2 separate regions of the Homo sapiens genome follow, and region 1 is linked to region 2. Evidence: chromatin contacts called from ENCODE Hi-C or POLR2A ChIA-PET data. All regions are on one chromosome and are shown on one strand. Each heading gives the region's core, a stretch centred on a gene start or an enhancer-like site at or near the end of the contact. The rest is flanking DNA. Distances are from core to core; before and after follow the strand shown. Region 1 holds the start of AGAP1 (ArfGAP with GTPase domain, ankyrin repeat and PH domain 1). Region 2 has its middle 220 kb from the start of SH3BP4.

The links. A loop is a pair of places that touch in the nucleus more often than their neighbours do. ChIA-PET counts read pairs that join two places held with the same protein, here RNA polymerase II (POLR2A). Pooled maps may share reads with other maps.
Region 1: a map of PC-9 shows a loop between it and region 2 (5-fold over the local background). The contact joins the promoter of AGAP1 here to the enhancer-like site in region 2. A Hi-C loop is called at or near these places in 2 of 168 maps with a recorded cell type or tissue (PC-9 and chondrocyte) and 2 of 50 pooled maps. POLR2A ChIA-PET finds 5 or more read pairs at or near these places in 1 of 52 experiments (PC-9).

The regions. Positions count from the first base shown.
Region 1 is chr2:235,491,696-235,496,035 of GRCh38, reverse strand. It overlaps AGAP1 (ArfGAP with GTPase domain, ankyrin repeat and PH domain 1), which reads right to left and starts at 1,993. Exons shown (of 18, transcript NM_001037131.3): 1 at 1,187-1,993. The coding sequence starts at 1,349. RefSeq lists an enhancer at 1-739.
Region 2 is chr2:235,168,331-235,172,430 of GRCh38, reverse strand. No RefSeq gene overlaps it. Among named protein-coding and RNA genes, the nearest start is that of SH3BP4, 220 kb to the right of the region's middle. RefSeq lists a silencer at 748-934. Within about 2 kb of position 1,336, at least 6 of the 41 ENCODE cell types and tissues checked have a DNase peak (open chromatin) inside an H3K27ac peak, as active enhancers do; they include PC-9, where a contact is called at or near this core.

The DNA of each region.
Region 1 (4,340 bases), core at 744-3,243, 320 kb before region 2:
TGTGGGCTGATACCCTCTCCCTCACAGAGGGAGGAGGCTGGGCAACGCCAGCACCAGGCTTTCAGGCACATTCCTGCCGGCTTTGGGCCATTCTCAATGTTCCTCAATAGAGGTCTTACCGGCCAGTCTGTATTATGGACAAGCCACTCTGCAGGCTTTTTACCATCACTGGCCAACAGCGCTGAGAAGGGAGAAAGTGCTGATCAACTGTGGCTAAGATATGACTCCACACTGTCCACGCACATGCCACCTGGTGCCCCAGGTGAGTCTTGGCCGGACCAAAGGGATGAAGCAAGAAAATAAATCAGCAGCCTGGAAACAGAGAAATGAGAGCCACCAGAAATCCAGAGGGCACAGCCCCGGAAGGCAGACTGCTGCTGTAGCTCTCCTGGAAGGCCATGGCCCTGCCTGACATGCAGAGGGAAGCGGGTGGGGATTCTGCCCAAGCATCCTGCCCCTCTTAAAACCACAGCACCCTCCACTTCAGTGGCCTCCAACTGCAGACATATGAAAGCGAGACCCTTCCGCTGGAGGACGCCCTGCCCTCCTGGTAGGGTTCTTCCTCTAATCCAACCCCGGACTTTTGGTTGGTACAAAGCACACTACCGGTTCCAGCGTTTGCACAGGGGCACCTGGACACGATGCTCCCGCGGCTAGGGCTGGCTCTCGGCATCCACTAAGTTCAACTGCACCCCTGAATTAAGCAAACACACTAAGGAGGGCAGCCCTGCACCGCCCAAACACGCCGGCCCGGGCCTCGCCCCCAGCGGCAGCACTTCTCAGAACACGTCTTCAACGTCCAGCAAGACGCCCAGGCCTGGCCTGGTAACCTGTCAGGGGTCGGGTGGCGCCGACCCCGCCGGCTGCCCCCAGGCGTCTGCTGGGCCGGGACGCTCCGGCAGCCCAGGACGCGGAGGCACCGAGCCACTTTCCCGCAGGAGAGACTCTATTGTCCACGATCAAATTAACGCTGACGATCTATCTTCCTGGCGGAGCTCGCGGCGCGGCGGGGCGCAGGCGACGCTCGCCCGGCCTTGCAAGACAAGCAGCGCCGCAGTGCTCCCTCGGCGGAGCAGCCGCGTGCCCCGGCCGGCGTGTGTGGACACCCGCACGCACACAGCGCACACCCCCGCCGCGCCGCGGGCGTCCGTGCCTTCCCGAGGCCCCAAGGCGGCCCGGCCCTCACCTTCGATGGCGATGACGTGCTCCCGGATCTGGTTCTGCAGCACCGGCTCCTCCACGCGCTCCAGCAGCTCGTAGATGGAGTAGATGTTGGGGTGGACCGACTCGAAGCGCTGGATCTCGGCCCGGATGGCAGCCGAGTTGGCCAGCTGCTGCTGGTAGTTCATGGTGCAGGCGCCGCGCCCGGAGCCGCGCGCCCCCCGCCGCCGCCGCCCCGCGCCCCGGGGCCCGCGGGCCGCCGAGCCCGGGGCGCCGCAGCCCCCGGGGAGCCGGGCCCGCCGGCGGCGGGCGGAGGAGGCGCGAGAAGAAAGGCGCGGGCGGAGCAGGCGCGGGGCTGGCCCGCGGGCTCAGTTCATGGCCGGGACGCGCGGCCGGCGAGCGAGCGGGCCCCGGCGTCCCGGGTCAGCGGGCCGCCCGGGGGGAGCGCGCCCCCATGGAGCGCGCCGCGGCGGGTGCGGCCGGCCCCGAAGGAGGCTTGCTCGGGTGACTTCCTGAGCCGCAGCCGCCTTCCAGCCCTAGGCGCTGCTCCGCGGAGCAGCCATTAAAGCCCAGGCAGCCGCCGCGCTCCGAGCGCCGGGGCCGAGGGCCGACCCCTGGGCAGTGTGGCCGCGCTGCTCTGGGCTCCTGGCCGTGGCGTGGGTCCGCGCGCTGCGTACTGCGCCGCCCGGCGCGCCGGGGCCCCCGCGCGAGCCCGCCGTGCGCCGCCCGCCGACCTGGGACCGAGTCGCAGGCGCCTTGCAAGCCGCGGAGCCCGCTCCGAGCGCCGCCCGCCGCCTGCCCGGCCGGCCCCCTCCCTGGCACGCAGGGCTCCGGCCCACGTCGGCCCCGCCCCCGCCTTCGCCCTCGCCCGCGCCCGCGCCCGCGCCCCGCCTGCCCGCGCGCTTGCCGCCCTCCGGCCGCCGGCGCTGCGTCCTCCTCGGCGCTTCCCAGCGCGCCGGATCCCGGGGAATTGCGCCAGGCCCCGCCCCGCGCCTGCCTCTGGGCTTCCTGGGACTTGTAGTCCGCGCCCCCGGCGGGCCGGGCCAGGGGGGTGCGCGGGGTGTTCACACTGGGCCGGGGTGCGGGACCCTCCCGCCGGCCAGGCCCCGCGCCTGCCAGCTCCTGCCCGGGTTCTCGCGGCGGCCCCCGCGCCCCGGCACGGGGGAGGCTGCCCGGGAGTTCGCCCGCCGCGTTGTTGTTTGTTTCCAAGCGGCTGGCTCCAGGAGCCTCTGCGACTCGCCAGTGTCCCACGGCCTCGCTTGGTTGGCGAGCCTCCCCTTCCCGCGTTTGGTAACTTTCTGCCTCCTTTCTCAAAGTAGCACACGTGCTTTCCCTTAATACATGCGATTTCTTTCCAAAGGCGAAGCGCCTCCTGAGCCCATGCGGCGTGGGGGTCCACACTCCACGAGTGGACTGAAGTTTAGACAGGGGTGCGAGATGCGACAAAATACCACAGAGGCTTTCGAGGCATCCTTCTCCCTTACAATTTTTAAAAATCGAGCCGTGGATCTCAAGCTGCTGCCTCCTGAGCGCCGCTGCCTGCTCCACGGGGTTCCTTAGCCCCTGGACCGTCTGTCCCACCGCAATCCCCGATTTAGGTCATCCCCGGGGACCCCCCGCGGAGCTGGGACCGCACTGCAGCAGCGCTTGGAAGGCTCGTCTCGCCGCTTTGAGGCAAATGGGACCCTTCAGATTTGCGGAAGCACTGGCTGCCGGGCGGTCCCACAAGGTCCTGGATTGAGGACACTGGCTGAGTCCCTGCCCCCAGCCATCGGCGTGGTCTTTCTGAAACTCAGCCAGCCGGGCCGGCATCCCCGTTTAAAGCCTGCTGAGCCTTCACCGGCTCACATGCAGTTTGCTATGGCCTAAGCACCCTGGTATCCAGCCGTGTTGGCTTACTGGCTGGGCTCCACAACTTCCCAAAGATGTGCTGACATTTTTACCATTCCGGACCTGCTTGTCTTCTCCTTGACACTTAGGCACAGGTCATCACTCCATGCCTCGGGCTGTCCACGCATAAGTAACTCTAGTAACCAAGAGGCAGGCATGTGGCCTCACCAAACCTGACCTATCAGCAGCAGCTGATCACTTGCGCTCCTGGAAACCCCTTCTCCCAGTGCTCACCAGGGCTTCCTGCTGTGTTTCTGGCTTCACTGTCCCTTTTGTGGTTTTCTTCTACTCCCCTAACCTCTAAATATGGAGGGCCCCAGGGCTTATGGTTAGGCCTCTTTTCTTTGCTATTTGCTGTGATCGCCCCTGTCTTATGGCTTTGAATATCATACACAGGTTAATGAAGCTCATATGTATCTCCAGCTGTGACCTCACCCCTGAATAACAAATTCACATCCACCTGCATCCTCAACATTTCCTGAAGCCTAGCTGGTGTTTAAGTCCAGCATGTCGCCAGCTGAACTCCTGCCATCCCTTCCGGCTACATCTCCTAAAAATCTTCTCCATCCCAGTCATCGGCAACTCCAGGCCACCATTTGCTTAGGCGAAAAATTCAGTGCTGTCCTTTTTGCTTATCATTCTCTCATATCCCAAATGGTGTCAGCTCCACCTTCAGAGGATCCAGAATCCCACGACTTCTCACCACTCGGCTGAAGTCAGGATCATCTAGCTGGACCATCACTAGATCTAACAATTGTAATAGCTCACTGCTTCCTACCTGGTGAAACTTACAAAACCTACGTCCGGACTTGTCATGCCTTTTCTCAAAACCCTCCAATGACTCCCATCTGGCCTCGCCCCACAGGCATGAGCTCTTATCAAGAGCTGCTCAGGGGCTGAGCTATTCCCCTACTTGTAAGCTAACAAGTTAGCCTGCCACAATTCATGGATGCTGGCAGAAGACATGAGACTCCCAGATCAGAAACAAAGGACTTTGTTATTCATAATAGTAGCATTAGCTGGAATATCAGCATTTTCATGCACCAGTTTACTGAGACCCAATTCCCACGGGCAACATGAGGCCCAGGTGAAGCCTGTACTTGGAGTCAGCTGCCCTATACGAGTTTTATAAGTTTTTAACCCTTAGCTTAGAGAGCTCAGATCTTTCATACGGGCAGTAAGTGTGTCTGCCCTTCACTCCAGAGGGAGACACTGTTTTTATCATGGACAGTAAGCATGTCTACCCTTGACTGTGGCAGAAAACATTATCTCTGTCTTCCAAGGCTGTT
Region 2 (4,100 bases), core at 87-2,586:
GGCCGAGGATACCAAGGGGCAGTGAGCTGGGAGCCCGGAACCCATCCCTCATGAGAAGAGAAATGGTGACACCGGAAGCGAGCAGGCCCAGGACCCTGAACCGCACTCCATTGTCCCATCAGACTTTACTCACAAAACACTAATTCAGAGAGAAAATGATCTAGAAGTTTAAGACAGTGATCCCAGAGTGTCAAACGGCAAGCAGGGGCTCTTCTGGGTGGGACCCTGAGCAATGACCCCAGTCTCATATCTATGAAGCCAGCCCTGTGTGGGGGATGCTAAGAATCTCTGAAGGGTATTTGCTGGACATTAAGACTTTTCTGACCACCCCAGACCTGGCTAGAATCCTAGCCAGGGCAGGAACCTGGTCATTTGTGTCACAGAGCCCCAGTAATTCTCATGACTGGACAACTTTGGGAAGCACAGCCCACATGCCTGCTTCCTTGCCGAGGGAGTGGCAGGAAATACCGCCTGTGCCTAGGCAATCATTCTGTTATGTTTGTGACCCTGACCCTTACAGTCTGATTAGACCAGAGACAGGTACATGGTTCAAGAACAGATAACCTATAGGCTGGCTGACACCCTATTATGTAGCTTCACACAAAAAAGCTCTGCCAAACAGAAGCAGTGGCGATTGTTCACTCCAATTAGAGTGGTTTTTATCAAGATTGCAAACTGAAACTGGGAGCAGATGGAGAAGGACAGACAGACACACACACACACACATACACACACAGACACACACAGAGAGAGAGAGAGGAATTAGCTGAGTCATGTTGATGATAGAGCAACAGGGTCAGGATGAGTAGACATCCCCTCGTGAGAAGACATTCTCCAGACCTCTTGGCTGGTAGTTCAGCCATTGGGCTCCTAGGACCCTAGGACCATTGCTCAGAGCCTAACGTGATTTGTTCTCTTGGCAAAATGGCCTGATGTCAAGGCCATGCCATCCTTATTTTCAAGAGTTTTCTTGCCTCTTGTGATATAACCTGAGTGATTTTATTCTTGCAACAAGAAAGGATCATTTTCATTTGTCAGATGAGAAAACTGAGGTTCAGGTTGCTTAGGTAACAGGCATGACGTCATGAAGATACGCTGATGCCAAAGGTCAGTGTGGGCTGCCTCCTGAAAGATGGCAATACTTAGAATGTTGATCACTGGTGGGGGAGGAGGGGTGCAAAATGAGAGGCAGAGCAGAAAAGAGGTCCCTGAATGTCACTGGTGCTCCTACCTGAGGCCAGAAGCAGATCAATACCCTAGCTTCACCTGCATCCGGGTCAGATTGGCACAGGCGACAGGGCTCCTTCTTCTCTGACACTGTTTGCTGGCTGCAAGCCTCATCTCAGCCTCCTGGGGTGCTGTACGGATGTTATAATAGCCTGAGGCAATGACAGCTGCAGTCCTGGTGAAATAGCTGAGAAGGAATTTGCTTGTTCCTTTCTGGTGATCAAAAGAGAGAGAAGGCAGTCCCCCAGGCTGAGACAGTGGGTGGGGACCCACGTTGTGGCACCTCCCAAACAGGCCGAAGGGGAGAGAGCCAGCATTTTCTATGGGGCAAAGTCTTGTACACCCTTTCCTTGCTGCTCCAACTTTAATCGCCTTTATGGTTAATGCACACAGATGCCCAGGATCTTTGCAGAATTATTCATTCTCTGCAACTTTCCTCCTGGGGGTTGGCAGGAACTGCTTGGTTTGATTTTTATAACATTCTTAACTGTAAATGCTGTGGCCCAGGCTTCAGCAATGGAGTGGGAAGCTTGGGAAGTGATTGGTGAAATTTCTGACATAGAGCCCAGTGGGCTTGTCTTAAGACAGGATTCCTGTCAATTTCTTTGAATATCCATTCAGGGAGAGTCAACTCAGATGGAGGAGAAACACTCCTCCTGTTCCCATCTGTCATTTTTGCAAGATGTTTGTTTGTCCTAACTAATGGCTCACCTCGGGCCATCAGACATTTGTTTTTAATTTTCCTCCTTGGATTGAACCTGTTTTAGAAAACAGATTGTATGGAATATTCCAGAAGTTCACTTTTGTTCCAATAAACCAAAATATTCAGTCTATAAGGGATAACGTTTAAAAGATTCAATGCCCTTGGGAAAAAAAGTTGCTGAGTCAGAACTTGCAGTCTTTAAAATTTGTCTTAGGCTGCCTTTGCAGACTGAGTGACAGCATTTTCCTTGTCATAAGTCTCAGATTTCTAGGACAGAGGTAAAGGGATATGACTAAGAAAGGAGACTGCTCATCACTTTTTAATTCACAAGAATGAGCACAGAGTTTCCATTTCCGCTGGCTAAATTGAGTATGTCACTGGGGAGCATATCATGACTTGGTTGCATGGGGCTGCAAGAAGTAGCTTAATTCGGCCTCACCCACCAAGGCAGAAGGCCTGTCCTGCTCACTGCCTCAATTCCACTGAGTAGAGGACCTCCTTCAGCTGCTCAAGGGCCCAGCAGGTTGGAGGTTCCCCAGAAGTCCCCGCTGTTCCTCCAAGTGTGAGGCACAAGTTCCAAGTGAAAGACAGACAGAGGGTTTGTAAGCAGTGGGCCCCTGTGCTGTGATGGGCATGACTATCTGGGAAATAGAGCTTCCCTGTCCACACTTGCCAACCAGTCTCCTCTTGGCTGTAGTATTAAGGACAGCAAATGATCGTTGTTCAGCCAAAAGTTCTAATAGCCTGGAAGGTAGGGTACACTGACTTCCCAAGTCCCTGGCCAAGTCCTTTCTCAGCAATTTAAACCCAAATTTAAAACCAGGCCAAAATTTTGATCACTCAGCCGAACTGTACCTGATGTCTGTAGACTTTTTGAAGGTCTACTTCAACCAGTTTGTTGCAATAGTGGTGAAGTCTAAAATGCAATTGAGGGCCTTTCATGCATCATTGTCCTGGTGTAAATGTTAATAGCACTCACAAACTGTCCCACTTTTGATGACAAATTAAGTGGCTCCTCCAAGAGATGAAAGAGGATAGAAACCATAGGGTTTCTAAACCACCTTGCATGAAGGAAAAGACACTCCTTCACATAATCACCTCACCATTGCCACCATCACCATCATCACCACTACCATGACCATGACCACCATCACCATCATGATCAGCACAACCATCACCATCATCACCATTCACCATCATCACCATCACCACCATCATCACCACCACCATTACCATCAACTCACCATCGTCTTCACCATTATCATCATCACCATGGTCACTAACCCTCCTTACATTCAATGCAGTTTAGAAGGTGTTATCTGGTATTCTGACCTGATTTTATCTTTACAACATGCTGTAGGCAAGACAGCAGGGACAATTATGCCATTTGACAGGAGGGAAGGCTAAAACTCAGAGAGACGAAGCTACTTCCCTGCTCAATCTAGACCTCAAAGAGGTTTTCCCAGGGTGTGGCTCTTGCCCTCATGCTAGAAAGTGTTTGTCAGGCTAACAGTGAGGAGAGAGAGAGACAGCACGCGTGTGTGTGGCCTGTGTGCTCAAGCAGGTGTTTGAGGAGGAGAAACACATTCCAAGCAAAGGGAAGAGGTTGGCAACATAAGCCAATACTGTGCACTTTCAGATAACTGCTGTTTCTGCCTGGCCACTCCTTCTGAAGTCCTCTCGGGTCATGTGGCATCCTCTTCAAGCCCTGTCATGGTCTCTGTTCCCAGAGAAGGCAGAGTAGACTCTGCTTAGCATGGCCCCAGCGGCCCTTCCCCATCTGGCCCTGCTGCCTTCCTGGCCCCATTCAGTCTTCCCCAACCCCCTTCTTTAAAGCCTCTGTAACGCCTCTCACTGCTCCTTGAGCTGCTCTTAAACCCACAAGGGCTGTTTTCCTGCACATTATGCCTCAGCTCTTGCCTCCTCCTAAATGCCTTGCAAATCCCTTCCTGCTTGTCTGCCACCTCCTCCATGAGGCTTTGCTGTCAAGTCCTCCTCGGTGCCCTGCTGCACCCTGAGAATGCTTCCATTCTGACTGTGCTTGTCCTTTGTGTGCTGCAGCAGGGCTGTCAGCCTGAGCTGTCCCCTCAGCTGACTGTTTTCCAGGACCTGACATGAAGGAGCAGTCTTGGGAAAGGGCGGGGCTGTCTCTGCCTCGGGTGCTAAGGGC